Regions from separate parts of the Homo sapiens genome. Here region 2 is linked to region 1. Evidence: chromatin loops called from intact Hi-C (ENCODE). Cell type or tissue: ascending aorta. All regions are shown on one strand.

Evidence for each region. A loop is a pair of places that touch in the nucleus more often than their neighbours do. Peaks named below come from ENCODE experiments on the same cell type or tissue, not always from the same donor. Only the 100,000 strongest peaks of a DNase experiment are listed, where the experiment ranks them.
Region 2: it touches region 1 in a loop (2.1-fold over the local background); 7 of 110 quality-filtered maps call a loop at or near these places.

Annotation. Positions count from the first base shown.
Region 1 is chr4:157,217,164-157,225,163 of GRCh38, forward strand. It overlaps GRIA2 (glutamate ionotropic receptor AMPA type subunit 2), which reads left to right and starts at 3,565. Exons shown (of 16, transcript NM_001083619.3): 1 at 3,565-3,967; 2 at 4,504-4,644. The coding sequence starts at 3,880. In ascending aorta, a CTCF peak has its summit at 743 (motif pointing right); DNase peaks (open chromatin) are centred at 3,348, 4,371 and 5,178; H3K4me3 peaks cover 5,429 bases; H3K27ac peaks cover 4,738 bases.
Region 2 is chr4:157,304,211-157,312,210 of GRCh38, forward strand. All of the region lies in intron 3 of GRIA2 (glutamate ionotropic receptor AMPA type subunit 2), which reads left to right. Among named protein-coding and RNA genes, the nearest start is that of GRIA2, 87 kb to the left of the region's middle. In ascending aorta, no CTCF peak of the experiment used is centred here; no DNase peak of the experiment used is centred here; H3K4me3 peaks cover 389 bases.

The sequences.
Region 1 (8,000 bases):
TATAATCAAAGCCCTTAAACAATCAAAAATGAAAACTATAATTATTTTTCCATTTTGAACTTGATTTTAAATATATTTTTAAAAATCTTACAAAAGCCTAGCTTTAGCTATGCATTGTAGGGTCACAAACTTTATCTTATTGAGTTAATGATTTAAAATTTTGTTACAAAAAGGTATAATAAATACTATATTAATCTGAATAACTATTTTCATATCATTATTCTTTATCTTAATTAAAGAACTAAAACTCCCCAGAGTGAACATCCCTTTTTTATTTATAGCCCTGAGTAATTACAGTCCTCATGTTTCCTTCTTTGTTTCTTTTGCTCTGTATCAGCCAATAGAATCTTACGTTTGAAACATGGGTTTCTTCTGCGAGAACTGCTATCCTTTGCCATCTTCTGCTGAAAGTAGGAGGACACTCATTTTTTACAAATTCTGCATTGCATATTAGTCTTTTAGATGTCCTACATTTTTACAGTCCCAGGAAGGCAGGGAGTGAACTCCACTTTGGTCAAACTACTTCAGTAGGAACTGCAGCACTGACATTTATAACTTAATTTTGATAATAAAGTCAGCTAAAAGTTTGCTCTGCCAGTGATTTAAAAACTGTTAACCAACCACCTAACTAAACTAACAAATGATACGATGGATCACATTTTTTATTTCTTTTATTTTTTATTGTAACTTACAATTCTTGCAGCGGAAGCAATGAAGTTTTACATAATTGCCAAAATTGAACAGCAGAGGGCAGAAAATAGCAAACTCTGTTTCTTGTAGCACACTATTCTAGTCAACTGTAGATCTAGTAGTTTTGAAGTTTTCAAAATTGATTGGTGATCAATTTGAAATACATATTCTTGAAATAGGAAGTTGCTACATGAAAAAATAGAGCCGTGTACATTCACAAAATAAATTCCAGTATTTTTCCATGTATTTGTATAAAGAACCATTTACTGTAGTCAATTTAAATTTATTACCCTTATATTGACAGGATTCTGTGCTTGAAACATACATGCTATTAAAACATTATAAGAAATTTGAAAAAGTCTCATGAGTGATAATATTAATAAAATTATGCTGATATAGGAAATAAGTTTCCAAATATGTGAAAGGTCTATACATAACTACCTTGTGAACATAGATACATAGAATAGCAGTTGAATTACAAGTAATGCTTGCTAAAATTTTTATTTCCACCTTATATATAAATTGTAATTGGCCACTAGACAGTAATATTTTTCTTGAGCTCTTACATATTAGTTACTATACTCTATGATTCAGCAAATTCTTATTTTTACAGCATTTGTTTTTTATAGAATGTAACTCAGTCAATTTTGAGTTCATATCTGCCCTTGACTTTGAAATAGGTTAAGATGAAAATAGTTTGAAAACATTCTTATTTTTTAAAATTCAATTCACCTGAACTCACATTTTAAACATCAAATTTTTTTCATATTGAAGCTTCCTCTCTCTCTGTCCTCGCTCTCTTTAATTCTAAGTTACTTTCTATGAAATTAAAGTTTTCCTGTGGAAACAAGTGAATCGAGAAAAAAATAACTACAGAGGTATTTTAAATTTTGCTCTGTTCTTAGTGCTTTTACATTAAAAATTTTAAATAGGTAATAATTTCCAATCATTTTGTATACCTTACATCACAAATAATGATTAAATATGTATGATTTATTTATTCTTTATGTTGCAATTTTGAATATATGTAAGTTATATCTCATTTTTTATTTTTTATCGATTTATTGTAATTTTAATTAATTTTATATATTATTTTTATTATTCAATTTTTTAAAGGTTAAATACATTTTTATTTAGAAGACCTGCTTTATATACAGTGTGGAGTACTTATAACATACTAATAAAATTCTAAGGCATAAAATTAAGAGATATTTTAGTCTATAGTTTATAAGCTTAATAATAGATTACAGCTATTCTCACTTCATGGTTTAGGACTACATCAAAAAGAGGGAAAGGTTATAATTTGAAATGACAGCAATATAGGATCCAAGAGCCATAGAAGCCACTTTGCTCATCATCATTTTTAAAATGGGGAAATTGAGGCCAATGTGATTAAGAAGCAAGCATAAGATAATCCAGTCAGCAATGAAGCTGCAAGCACAAGAAGGCAGCCTGATAGACTCATGGCATTTTGGAATACTAGCAGTTCTCTTTTTAGTACTGTAAGCTCCAATCTCCCTCTTCCTGGAAACAGTTCCTTGTTCTCAATCTTTCTTTATTTGTTTAAACCAGTAAAGACATGCAACTTGGTGGGGCTTTTCTGAGTCCGCAGAGGGAATTGTCAGAGCAGGTTTCCAGGAATGAGCTTGGAAAAAGCACCATGAAGAACATAAATTTCACACGGGAAGTCCAGTCATCCATCTCGCCATCAATTCTCTCCCTTCAAACTTTTAATATCTAACCTCATCTTTCTTTCCCTGTGGCCCGCGTGTTCAGTAGAGCGTGGTGGCTTACTTTCTTTAGGCAGTGATTTTTCGAAACCCCCGGCCAAAACGCGATGGGGAAACAGATTTCTAAGTAAGTCTCTGGGAAAGAATCTGCATCTCTGTGGCATTCCTACACTAGCTTCATCTTCTAATCACTTTCCTCTAATAGCCTTTCCTTAAACCAGAGTCTCTTGCTTTCAATCTGCATAAAGCAAGGGCTTCTAGGAAACCAAGTCTACATGACTCTACAAGGGAGGGATTGCAGTGAAAGCTGCGAGAAAGACCCGTGCGCTCTGTAACTAGGCGAGTCAGCATCACAGCCCAATGGAATATACTCTAAAGATGGGATTTTCATGCAAAATATTTAAAAGATTCCATCTTGATCTCTTGTGCGGCTTAAGCATTTAAAGATATAACTTGGGGTTCTCCCTGGATCCTGGCTACATCCCATGAAGCCCAAGTGCACAATTTTGGAATATTTCCTCCACGGTGCTTTGCTTGCTTGTTTGCTTTCGGCTGGGTCAGGTGAGGAGGATGACAGGGCTTCTGTATTGCTAAATGGGTTTTCACAGGAGATGGAAGATAAAAATCAAAATTATTTGTAACGTAAGACAGCAGGGCCTGGTGAGAGGACGCTTCGCCGCCAACAATTAGCAATTCGGCTTCTACACAGCAGCCGGAGATCAGCTTTGCTGCATTTGGTCCAGGTTGGAGCATCTCCGCAGCAGCTGCAACAGCCGCACGAAGGTAGCTCCGGGCGGGGAGCGAGGCGCTGTCCTCGGTGCTGAAAGGCCGAGGCGCGCGGTGGGCGCGACAGCCCCGGAGACCCGAGGTCTCGCGGAGGGACAGCGGCTACGGGCCCCGAGCTGTGCTTTCTCAGCGCCGCGCACGCGACGCGTCCACGGTGGTGCGGGGTGCCGGGCGCCGTGCGGGGGAGGGGGCGCGCGCTCCCGCCTCCTGCCGCGAGTCGCGCACGCGCGCCCGGGACTGCCTGCCCCTCTCTGTGACTTGCCTGTGTGTGTGCGTGTGTGTATGTGTGTGTGTGTGTGTGTGTGCGCGCGCGCGTGAGTGAGAGAGGAGAGAGGGAGAAGAGAGCGCGAGAGAGGGTGAGTGTGTGTGAGTGCATGGGAGGGTGCTGAATATTCCGAGACACTGGGACCACAGCGGCAGCTCCGCTGAAAACTGCATTCAGCCAGTCCTCCGGACTTCTGGAGCGGGGACAGGGCGCAGGGCATCAGCAGCCACCAGCAGGACCTGGGAAATAGGGATTCTTCTGCCTCCACTTCAGGTTTTAGCAGCTTGGTGCTAAATTGCTGTCTCAAAATGCAGAGGATCTAATTTGCAGAGGAAAACAGCCAAAGAAGGAAGAGGAGGAAAAGGAAAAAAAAAGGGGTATATTGTGGATGCTCTACTTTTCTTGGAAATGCAAAAGATTATGCATATTTCTGTCCTCCTTTCTCCTGTTTTATGGGGACTGATTTTTGGTGTCTCTTCTAACAGCATACAGATAGGTAGGTACCCTTTGTGCTATGCTTTTGAATTGTGCATAATTTGGTGGTAATCTTTGTTCACAGTGTACAAATTAATTCATGTCATGTAGACTTATGTCATACCTTGACTGCATTCCAGATTTAAACTACCTAGAATATACATGTTTTTCTTAGGATGAAGCAAAAGGAAAAGACTATGCCTTTGATACAATAGAAGAAAAGGTCCTCTCATTTCGGATCCCCAAATTTTATTAATTCTGCCTTAGCGACATTTTCCAGTTTGCTCAGATTTTCTTGGGGTCTGAATGCAAAGCTTGTGATTACATGGAAAGGTGAAGGTTTCTGGCCGCCTACCTCGCCTTCAGACTCTCATCTGGGTCTTGACCCCTTGGCTAGCTTTTGGATATTCCACCCCCGCTGTCCGAGTCCGTAGGTGTGTTTATTCGGCCTATTCGCGTGAATAAGAGACTCTTGGATTTTTGGGCGCTAGCGCGCGCCCCTCCTTTCCCTCCCGGGGCACTGACACTGTTCTCTTGCTTGCTGTTTGTTCTTTGCAGGGGGGCTATTTCCTAGGGGCGCCGATCAAGAATACAGTGCATTTCGAGTAGGGATGGTTCAGTTTTCCACTTCGGAGTTCAGACTGACACCCCACATCGACAATTTGGAGGTGGCAAACAGCTTCGCAGTCACTAATGCTTGTAAGTAATGAATATTCATGCCTTTCGGGTGCTGCACGCGGAAGGCCAGCGAGTGTGAGTGTGTGTGTGCGTTTCTGGGGTGGTGTGTGTGCGTTTCTGTGTGTCAGTGTGTGGGTGTGAGTGACTGCACACACGCGTGCGTGTGACCGTGTAGAGAGAAGGTGGCTGTAATCTCAGGGACCCCCGCTGGCTGGAGAGGGCTGAAGAGAGAGGGAAAGGACGTCAAGAGTGTGCGCATTAGGGAGCCGGGGTGAGGGTTGGAGCCAGGGAGGGCGGCTTTCTTGGGTTCAAGGGGTTTTCGCTCATCTTGAGTGCTTCAGGAGAAGCCCTCCCACCTCGCTCCCCATCGAGCGCCTGTTGGCACCCTGCCCACAGAGAACACGTTGTTCCCCAGGGCGCGCAGTCGGGCTGTTGGACAAATCCCACGAGGGACTGCCGGAGCCCAGTGGCCTCCTGCCCCAGCAGCTGCCGCTCTCGCCCGCTGCCCCCAGTTTAGATCCGCAGCACCGGCTGGGCTCACCCTGCGGCCCTCGCGAGCTCCATGTTCTCCTCTTTGGGACAAGTTGTTGAAATGGTTCCGGAGTTGGGATCGGGGCTGTTACATAACGCCCACCCGAGGGGCGAGGAGCGGGGCTGACGCAGGCTCAGGCCGGCCGGGTGGCGTGGGGGTGGGGCGGGGAGGCGGTGGAAAGGGGGAGCGCTGTCAATTTCTCCTGCTCAGTTGCGCTTCCGCTTAAGTTGGAGGGGGCGAGGCCGCCAGGGGCGCCGCGGTCAGCTTGCCAGCCCGGCGCGCTTTGTTCTCAGGTAGCTGGGCTCCAGCAGAGGCAGCCGGGGAAAAGGACTGGGAAGCCGTGGGATCTGGCCGAGTTTGAAAATCTGGAGAAGTCGCTGATCAGCCATTTTAGTCTTTGCAATGCTCCATATTAACCCTCTCACTCCGCGCAGTGCTCCGGGACTCGCTGGGAAGCTCTGTGATGGGTTCAGATAAAGTACTAGAAACCAAACAATTAGGGATCTAAAAGGATTGGTGTGGAGGCCAGAGGGCTCCGGTCCCCGCGCTCGCTCCCCCGCGCAGGCGTGGGCAGGCAGTCGCGGCCACTGTGCCTTCCTGCCCTCTTCCCAGCAGCTGCCATCATTTCCTGCCGACTGCCCTGCGGTGATTCTTTCCTGCCCTAATATTCGCAGTCGTTATTTCATAGATAACAATTTGGGGGAGATCTGCGGATGGCTCACTTCCCACTTTGGCTACAGAGCTTGGGGAAAATTACCACAGGAAAAGCCCAACTGCAGTTTTCCCACGTCACACAAACAACTGGTTGCCATCCCTCCTCCCCATTTTAAGCTTTAGTCATATATTCCGTGATTTAGCTTGATTATCATATTGGGCCCATCATCAACTCTTGCAACTACTGTCACCCGGACGAATGAAGAAACAATTTTCTTAGACTGATAGAATAGGGGCATTGTGTGGTAATTTAGGATTTAATTGTTTATAATGGATCTATTTAAGAAGGTTTCACTGCTATATATTTTCTTCAAATGTTGGTGCCAAGTAAGAAAAGAAAGAAGGGCGGGTGTGGGGGTACAGAACGAAAGAGAGAAGAGGAGAATTAAAGTGGATTTGCAGCTTTGAAAAACGTCCGTAATAGAATATCTCAGAAAATTTTAGTACATGACATACAAAGAAATCAACTTAATTAAAATTTGAAGACTTCTATATTTGACCTATTTACCTAACAGATTTAGACTATTCATTTGATATCAGTAAGTTCCAATTTTTCCTGAATTACAAGTTTGTCATGCAACTGTTCTGAGTATCTAACTGTGTGTAATTGTATACTTATGTGAAAATGCTTTGAAAAGTAATGACTCCTAAGGAACGGCTGTGGGTATAGGAAGGACATAGGTTTTGAATGTGAAGTGAAAGTATTGACAGCTGTACTTTTTGAAAACAGTCAATGATTGCCAAGTTCACTCATTGGTGAAAATAATGAGAAGAACTTTCTGCAAAAATAACATATGTCCATTGACAAAATGAATATTCCTTGATTTCAACAAATGCTAAACTACTGTATTGGGGCTTTATAAAGATAAAAGACTGTGATTAGGTTATTAGGTTTAGATACTCATTCTCAATATTTTTGAATTTTTAAATAGAAATTTTTCTGAAATAAAATATATAGCCAGAATATGTGTATATATTAAACACATATGTAAATTCATATATTTGCAGGGTGAACACATTCATGTAATCAACATGTGGACTTCTTTTAAAAAATTACCACACAATTTAATTTGTCCATAGTTCTGAGAAGCTGGAATAATCAAGTCTTCATTTGCACAGTTTTTTCCCCTCCTCAGGAAGTGAAGCTAAAATAAATATGTTCACATTTCCAGAGACTAAAATTACCCCTGCATGGATTATTATAGTAGGATAGTAAAACAAATTATTTTCAGGAACTGAACACATTTTAAAGATGACAACATGATAATTCAAAAGCATGACATTTGCAACTCCCATGTTATAAGTAATCTTACTGTTTGCTAAAAAGAACTAGGGGGGTACTGTGACAGAAGAGAGGCTCATTGGATAGAAATTTCTGGGGCTGACATTAACTCATTGACTGGGCAAATCGCTTAACATGTTTGTGACTCCGTTTTTTTATTCTCTGAGACATTTCAAAATTTAGAGATTGCAAAATGAAATAGAGAATTTGTATCCTTTTTTGTTTGTTTGTTTTTGTGCTATGGACAATAGAAGATGTAAAATTAGTTTAACTCTTTTGAGACAGAATGAGAGAGAGGGAAAGGGAAAGATGCTTATGTAAACTACAATCACAAAGTCAAGAAATGGATGAAAATCTCTAGTGTTAAATTTGTCAGCATGGGTCTTGATCGTTTAAATCCTGCTTAAGATTTTTCTCCAATGCCTATCCTTTGTTTTCTTGCCTTTTTATTCAGGGAAGTCTGTGATTCTTTCCTTTATAAAGTGGAAGCAACAGCATTAAATACATTGACAGCTAAGATCTAAACATCTTTTTTCCCATTTCCTCTAGAAATCTCAGGAATTTTGCTATCTAATGACATTATTAGATGATAGGTATCATCTTGCAATGCTCTTGAAATAGCTTGCTCTTCCAATCATAAAAATCCCACAGAGCTAAATTTACGTATTAAAAAGTGGATTTTTATACCTTAGTAATACAACTTCAAAAGGGAAAATTTATTAGTTTACTAATTTAATTTTATTCCTGAGATGGAGGAAATTATTTGGAAATGTTGAAGTGGACGTTGATATGAGGATCCAGGGAGATCCACTGAATGGGTTAAGGTTATACAAAGAAAATGAAGTCATT
Region 2 (8,000 bases), 87 kb after region 1:
TTATTATTGCCCTTGCCTTAAAACAAGATTCCCGAATCTCAGAGAAGTTAAAGGTTTTTCTCAGGATCAACCCACGTATGGTACAGCTTACACACAGGTCTCTGATACCAAACCTATGCTTTTGACACCATTCCACATAATTGTTTATAATGGGATGATTTTGAATAGCATGCCAGTCTTGATTCATTATGTTAAAATGTAATGGAGGGAGGTACAACCTGTATGTTTCTCATATCCCTTGTTGTGAAGTTTAGTATTAGCAGACTTGCTTGATTTATGTCATAGAATCCCAGGTGTTTTTAACCATTCCCAGGTCCGTAATTGGGTGTCAGTGGGTTTGTGTACTCCCTAAATTGTATGAAACATCTTGTGTGTGTGTGTTCATATGGATATGTTTTTAGAGAGAGTATCCGTAAATCAAAGTCAAAGCGGTGAGGGACAACGATTGTCCTAGTACCTAAGTACCATACTGTGCTTCCCTCAGCAGCTTGCTTCCTGGAATATTTGTAGGTTCAAATGAAAACCCAGAAGCCTATTTCGACCAAGATAGGGCACCTTGTTAACCCACAAGGGCAGACAAGAAGAGAGCCAGCCGTCAGTCAATTCTCCATTGATCAGTTTGTAGTCATTTACTGCAGCAAGCTCGAGTCAGGAGTGCAGGAGCTAGGTGTCTGATTCTCTGCCCTGTCCTCCTAATCCTGGGAATGAGAACACTCAGTGGAAAAGCCAGTCAGCACTATACAAGCTGAAAAAAAATTTGCTGTGTCAACAACTATGTCCCCCTGCTTTGAGAAGGGAGTGCTTTGCTATTCCCATAGGGAATTAAAAACTAAAACCGAGAATCATTTACAGTAAATACAGATTTCAATGTGCTGGATGTTTCCGACGCACACTTATTAATGTGATAAAAGGGCTTATAAAACTGAGCTTATTAAATAATTTTTAGTTTTTCCTCTTGTTCTCTGCTAACTTCTTTAGTATTTTGTGTTGTTCAAGCTAGCCTGAAATATGGGTGTATTCTTAATACCTCTTTCATCCTTGCATCCTATTGATGTGATTTCCACTGCCTAATTATATGTCTGTAGACACTCATCCTTGTCGTTGCCATTACCCCAGGCCAAGCCACCATAATGTGTTCAGTCCCTCATCTCTCCAGTTCCACCCTTGTCTTTTTTTAATCCATTTTCTATGAAGTAGCAGGAATTACTGTTAAAAAATTTTTTTTGGACTGCATTACTCTCTTGTTTAAAATACTTCAATAGCTTCTCATTATGATGAGGATAACATTGAAAAATTTTAGTTGGCTTTAAGGTCTTATAATATCCAATTCCCACTCAACTCTCCATTGCATTCTGCTGTCTTGCTCACTCATTAAAGGTAAATCCATTTGACCTTCTTTCACTTTCTCAGATGCACCAAACTCTTTCACTTCAAATCTCTGCCTGTATCACTAATTCTTACTCCTCCTTGAGAACTGGGTTCATATATCATTTCCTCAGAGATGCCTTTCACACTGTTATCTTTCAAAGCAATCTCTTTTCCTTTATAGTACTTAGGACAATTTATAATGAATGGGTGATGTTCATTCTGTCACTTAAGAATTGCCTATTGAGCCCCTGCTATGTTCCAGGGACTGTCTTAGTGTCATAGGATAAGCATTATGTTTTTCATGTAAGGTGTGGCAATAAGCTCCAGGAAAAGAGTGCCCAGGCAGTGCTCAGTGTACTAGATATTCAGCTCATGACTCTGTACCCAGTGCTTCAGATAATGCTAGAAAGAGAGTTAATGTTCAGTAAATGGTGTTAATAAGTAAATGAGTTAAACATATGTGTACAGTATTTTAAGTTCAAGGTGATTTTATAAGCTAAATTTTGCTTGCAAAATTGAAGAATTGAATGACTAATTCTCTTTACACTTTGATAAGGTTGACTGAGGATGGCATTTTTAGTTTAAGAATACACTTCGCCTTCATCCTTACCCTCACCATTGCTCCCTCTAGTTAAAACTGAACTTTTGAGAAAAATTCAAAAAGACAACAGCTGATACAAGTTTAAAAAAAGAGAAACTCTAGTGTGTGAGGAGAGATACTCAAAAGACAGGCTCTGGAATTAGCCTGTGAAGATGGATGGACTTACGTACTTGTGAAAAAAATCTGGAACATTTTAAAATACTTTTATTAATACTTAGAAATATTAAATGAAATTGAAGTGATGAGATAATCTACAATTATTAAATTATACAAGTTGATTTGAGTTCAAGTGCATCTGTTGAGATAAAAATGTTAGAGTGATAATATTAAGTAATAATATATTAAAGCCAAAATGACCTTATGGATATATTTTCAAGGTGTTATCAAGTAGCTATTGATGTTTTAATGTGAAAAATATTTCAGTGGCCTTCTATCTGAAGTTATTTTCAGACATAAATATGTAAGACTCTCATAATACTGGCAAAAGACTTGACCTTTGTGTAATATTTTACTTGGCTCATGGAAATGGAATTTTTGCTATTTGTTTTTTTCTTATTAATGACTTAATTTTTATGGCTTTGCCATCATGCTACATTTTAACGAGTTTATTCATACATTTAGTGTGTGAACTGTTTTCCCCCATTTGGTCCGAAATCATTTTGCTTATGCTTCAAAGTAGGCACCTCCTTGCTTTAGTGTCACATGATTTGAAGAATGCACCTGTGTTCCCTTTGTCCACATTAACCACAGTCTGGAAAATAGATCCCATGGTTTCATCACTCTACTTAGATCTCTACATGCCTCAGTTTCAAACAATTTGGTCTGTTCTTGATGGGCTGTCTCTTCACCTCCTTGATTATGTGATTATTTTTAGGCTCTAATCATCCTCACTTTTTAGAGAGTCTAGGTCAGGAATATATATTGGTTAATTATAATGTCTAAATTACTGTTCTTTGGAATAGCATAGGGTCCAAATGTGAAAATGATCTCCCAACATTCTGCCCTAATCATGAACTAGATGAAAATGACTTGAAATTGTTATATGCTGCTTAGTTTCACTACCTTTAGCTAGTGAAAGCCATTCCTGCTTCCTGGCTATCTGCCACAATGCTGAGCAACAGGCCAAGAGACTATATACCACTTTTAAACAATTAGAGACATGGATGCATGGATAGAAACATCTTTGTATAGCAGCATCTTTGTATGGAACCCTCTTTGACTAATCTAAGTTTACTGGTGAGAGGAGAGCTGAAACTCTGCATCTGGTGCCAGGTGATCTTTTAGGTTGCTGGTGTCTTCTCCTTACCCAGGCCATGTGGCAACAGCCTGACACTCCTTGATGACCCTGAAAACTGCATATCATCACTCCATAAAGAGAAATTCAACACATTTTTAACAATAGAGCAATGGGGTTATCTATGTTAATGCATTCAACATTATATAATAGTTTTATTTTTGGATATATATGTTGTAAGTTTGAATCAGGACTTAATCCAAATGTGGTTTTTATTTATTGGTTTAGTGTCAACAAGGTAAGATAATACATTTCTACAGAGAGTAGGTAAAAACAGAATTAGCACTTTATATCTGTATATCTTGGTTTCAATATCGAGCAATATTATTTGTCCTCTGAAGGGAAGGCACTTTGCCTGCAGTTCCAAGAAAACATCATGCATAGAACAAAAATGCTTTCAAATTATAATTTTTTCCCTCATATTCCTGAGAGAGCTGATGAGGGAAATATATGTTAATCTAATTTGGCCTAGGCATGCTGCCATGATTTAGTGATCATAAATATTAATTTATATGCTTGAAAGAATAAGTACAGTTAATTTTAAATGGAGCAAAGAAAATATTTTTAAGCAGTAAGACATGGTTTGAATAAAATGTATATTTTGGCAGTAATCATTTTTAATTTAACCCTTTAACGTGCAAACTGACAGACTTCCCCTGTGTACCGGGTGACCTTTTAAAGGGTTTGCATACAGACAGGTGGCTGATGGCTTGTCTATAACTCAGAGTGTTATTAATACTGGGTCAAGATGAGACTATCACTGACTGACTAGTAGTAATACTTTGGGAGAATTTTAGGAAGATTGTCATTTTATGAATAGGTTATACAACTACAACCAGTCAGTAACAATAGGCACATGAAGAAGTAATGCAATTTAACATTATGTAATCTAGCCATTTTTTATTTTAGCAAAACATCTAAGAATTCAGTAGAGTTTAGAACTTACTTTTAGACTGTAGCAATATTCTTGAGGGTTTAAAAGAACATACTATATTTTAAATATATTTACCAGGAGGAATAATCTTCCAGATTTCTTCTGTTTTTAGATGATCAACTATGTATCTCAACAGTTTTGTTTTAAGTAATTCAATAAAAATAAGTGAGTCTCTGCTATAGAAATTCAAATATCCTAATGTAGTACTATGGATATTAGAGTTGAATAACTATTGCATACTAATAGCTTTAAATGAACCAGTGTTTATGCAGAACTCCCATTGTCTATACAACTTTGTATTCTGAATTACAGGATGAATATATTTATAGATACTTCTGTGCTAGTTTGTGTGGAAGGAATAGAGGCAGATCTCAAGTCATACTTTCTCCTGTAATTGAATACGGTACAAAGAGGTCAAGAGCACAAATCTGTGTTATGTTTGAAGAGTTTAATTTCACTTTCATATACATTTTCAGTGATTTTCAAATTTAAAAATGGTATATTGATTATAAAGAAATCAGACAATATAAAACTTTTAGTTGTGAGGAATGAGGTGAGGAGATCAAATTGAGAGAGAGTTTGAGAGTCAGTTACTATTACTGAAAAAAAACCACCTAGGGAAATGGGTTATTAAGCATTGAATGGTGGTCTCTTCAAATTACACGTCAGATAATGCAATCACTTGTGAATTACTTCTGCCTGTTGTTAGGAGATAATTTAATATTATTCAGTGTCTTCTGATGAAACTGAATTTATTAAGTCTGATACAGCACTACTTGAGCAGTTTAGTTTCTTAATAATATGTAAGTTTTGTTAGGTTCCATAGGTTACAAAATATTAATCTTGAGAGTTTTAATAACAGTGAATCCTGAATCCACAGCCACTGTAAATTACTTTTGACACGTAGAACAAATGAGTTTGAAAGTCAGAGAAATTTCTTGGTTTTTTTTTTTTTTTTTTTTGAAATGGAGTCCCGCTCTGTCACCCAGGCTGTAGTGCAGTGGCGTGACCTCGGCTCACTGCAATCACCACCTCCCAGCTTCAAGGAATTCTCCTGCCTCAGTCTTCCAAGTAGCTGGGATTACAGGCGCCTGCCACCAGGCCTGGCTAATTTTTATATTTTTAGTAGAGATGGGGTTTCGCCATGTTGGCCAGGCTGATCTTGAGCTCCTGATCTCAAGTGATCTGCCCACCGCACCTGGCGCAAGTTAGGCATTTCTTTAAATGCATTCTTTTTGATTTTATACATCATCTCTATATTCTTTTGCAAGGTGAACTGCCGGAAATTTTAGATTTAGGATTTCCACTTGGTGAAATCCATTTACAAAGTGTCATTTATATTTAAACTTTCTTATAATATATGTCAAAAGTTGAGACATAATATTAAGAGCATTACCACTTGAAATTGTATTATATAGTATGCTTTATAATTAAATAAACAAAATGAAATAAGCTATTTCAGAGAATAAGGATGCTTACTGGTAATTTCTATATGGTAATATATGAATAGCACAGAGACCCCCATCCATGGATATAATGTCTTTAAGAAGGTGACAAGGGGGAGTTGAACCATGACTGTGATGTAGGAAAGTAGAACCCAGCAAATGGAAAGTGGCTTAGAATTTAGATTTCTTTTTCTCTTACTTGCAGAGAAAAGTGGGTAGACTTAATGGCTGTTTTCAAGTACATTGATAGCTGTCGAATTGATCATAATGACCAGCTGTGCGTGTTCTGTCTCTGCAGATGAAAAGGGAAGGATTTAACTGACCTATAGTGTATGGAAATCATAGGCGATCTGTGATGTGTTTTAAAGATCTGTCACTGAAAGTTTCAAAAAATGACATATGGTCTTTTTACATTATCCCTTGAGAAATTTAGGTTTATTTATATCTTTTGCCAGAAGACTGGACAGAGGAAACTAATTTCATTTTGCCAGAAAAAAAGTTAACTTTTTTCAGCATGTGGTTCAATCTTCCATTCTGAAATAAAAATAAATTATTTTTAATGTTTATGTTAAAATATTTTAAATAACAAATTAGAATGCTATAAAGATTCCCAAACACTCTTAACATGGCTTTATTAAAGACTAGTATATGAGCAATTTTGCTTGATCTATATCTCTTTTTTTCCCTGCAATTATTTAGAAACAAATACCAGACATCCTGCCATCTCATCTGTAAATATTTCAGTGTTTATTTGGAAAAAATGATTTTTATATTTTAAATATAATGGTAATAGTATTATTATACCTAGACAATTAACAATTCATAAATATTATTCTTTTTTCCACTGTTTGAAGCAAAATAAAAATGAGATCCATATATCGCAATTAGTTAACATAATTTTTAAGACTCTTAGAATGTAATGCAGTTTCCCACAGTCTAGATTTTGATGATTGCAACACTATGGTGCTTAAAATATTTTCTTCTATATATGCCCTATAACTTGGTAGTTAGATTTAGAAGTGTGATGAAATTCAAGTTTACATTATTGGCATGAATGTAGCCAACACTAAATAGGTATATACCTATTCAACACCAAAATAGGTGGGTTGAATATTATCATTTGGAGACATATCTCTGTTATCTCTCTTTTTGGGTAGTTACCAGTAGTTGATGTTTGTTGTCTTGATTCATTAATTCCGTAGGTGTTACAAGATGGTGATAATTTCAAATATATATTCATCCATCATCTATTAGCTAGAGTATTTCCAAAAATAAATATCTTTAGTTCATTATTACCCTGAAAGTGGTTCATATAGGAAATGCAGGAAAATGCTTGTTTTATTTCATTATTTACCAGTCTTCAAATTAATTAATTGGTTCCCTAGCATCTACCAAAGTCAAGCACGTTTTTAAAACATAATTTCATAGATTTAAAACAGTTTATGTATTTAAGTATTTCGCATTTATTATTCTAATTAATATTCAAATGTTCCCATCTTTATTTAAAGAGCTCCTCTTCAAATTAGCTCCTGTGTGCTTTGAGGTAATGCTGATGGTTTTAGAGAGTTCCTTCCCTTCTGGTGTCATAAGATGTTTTAGACTCATCTTGTACACTTTTTGGCCAATATTGAATCCATAAAATTTTTAATGGTGGTTTTTCTTTTTTGAAATAGTTTTCAACAAAATTGATAATTGACTCTTTTTCATAGCAAAAAGATTTAAATAAAATTTGGTATCTGAATTTAGATTTTGAAGAGATATGTTCACATTAGGTGAATCCTACATTTTATTAATCAAAAGGGACTAATATTGTTAGAGAAAGATGCAGGCTTTTCTAGAATAAGGAAGATGATTTGCTGAGTTCTGGATTCATTCTGGAGTCTCGATTTTGCGTTGTTTATTAAGTTATCAGTATAAATGATGAATTTGGTTTTGCTGTGAATAGTAGAAATAATATGAAAGACAAGTTTATGTAGCATGTCTCCAAGTGCTAAACTGAGGATATAACTTTTCAGGAAATAAATCCTCTAGTTGTTGTAACTCTTAGTCCTAAATATGAGGTAATATATGGACAATTAAAAAAACAATAAAAATTTTCCAAGTGATATGATGCTATAAGCAAAGTTACTAACAGGAAAATAGACATATTTGGAAAGAGAAGTAAATCTATGCTAGAGAAATAACTGCCACCATCTGGTTAATAGGTGACCACTTCAATTTCTCTGGGATCATTCCCAATAACAAAAAAAATAACATAACAGAAGACTGTGGAAGGAAAAAAAAATGAACCCAAACTGCTGACTTGAAAACAATAGGAGAAAATATAGCAGCCTCATAAAGAATATTGCCTCTTATCCT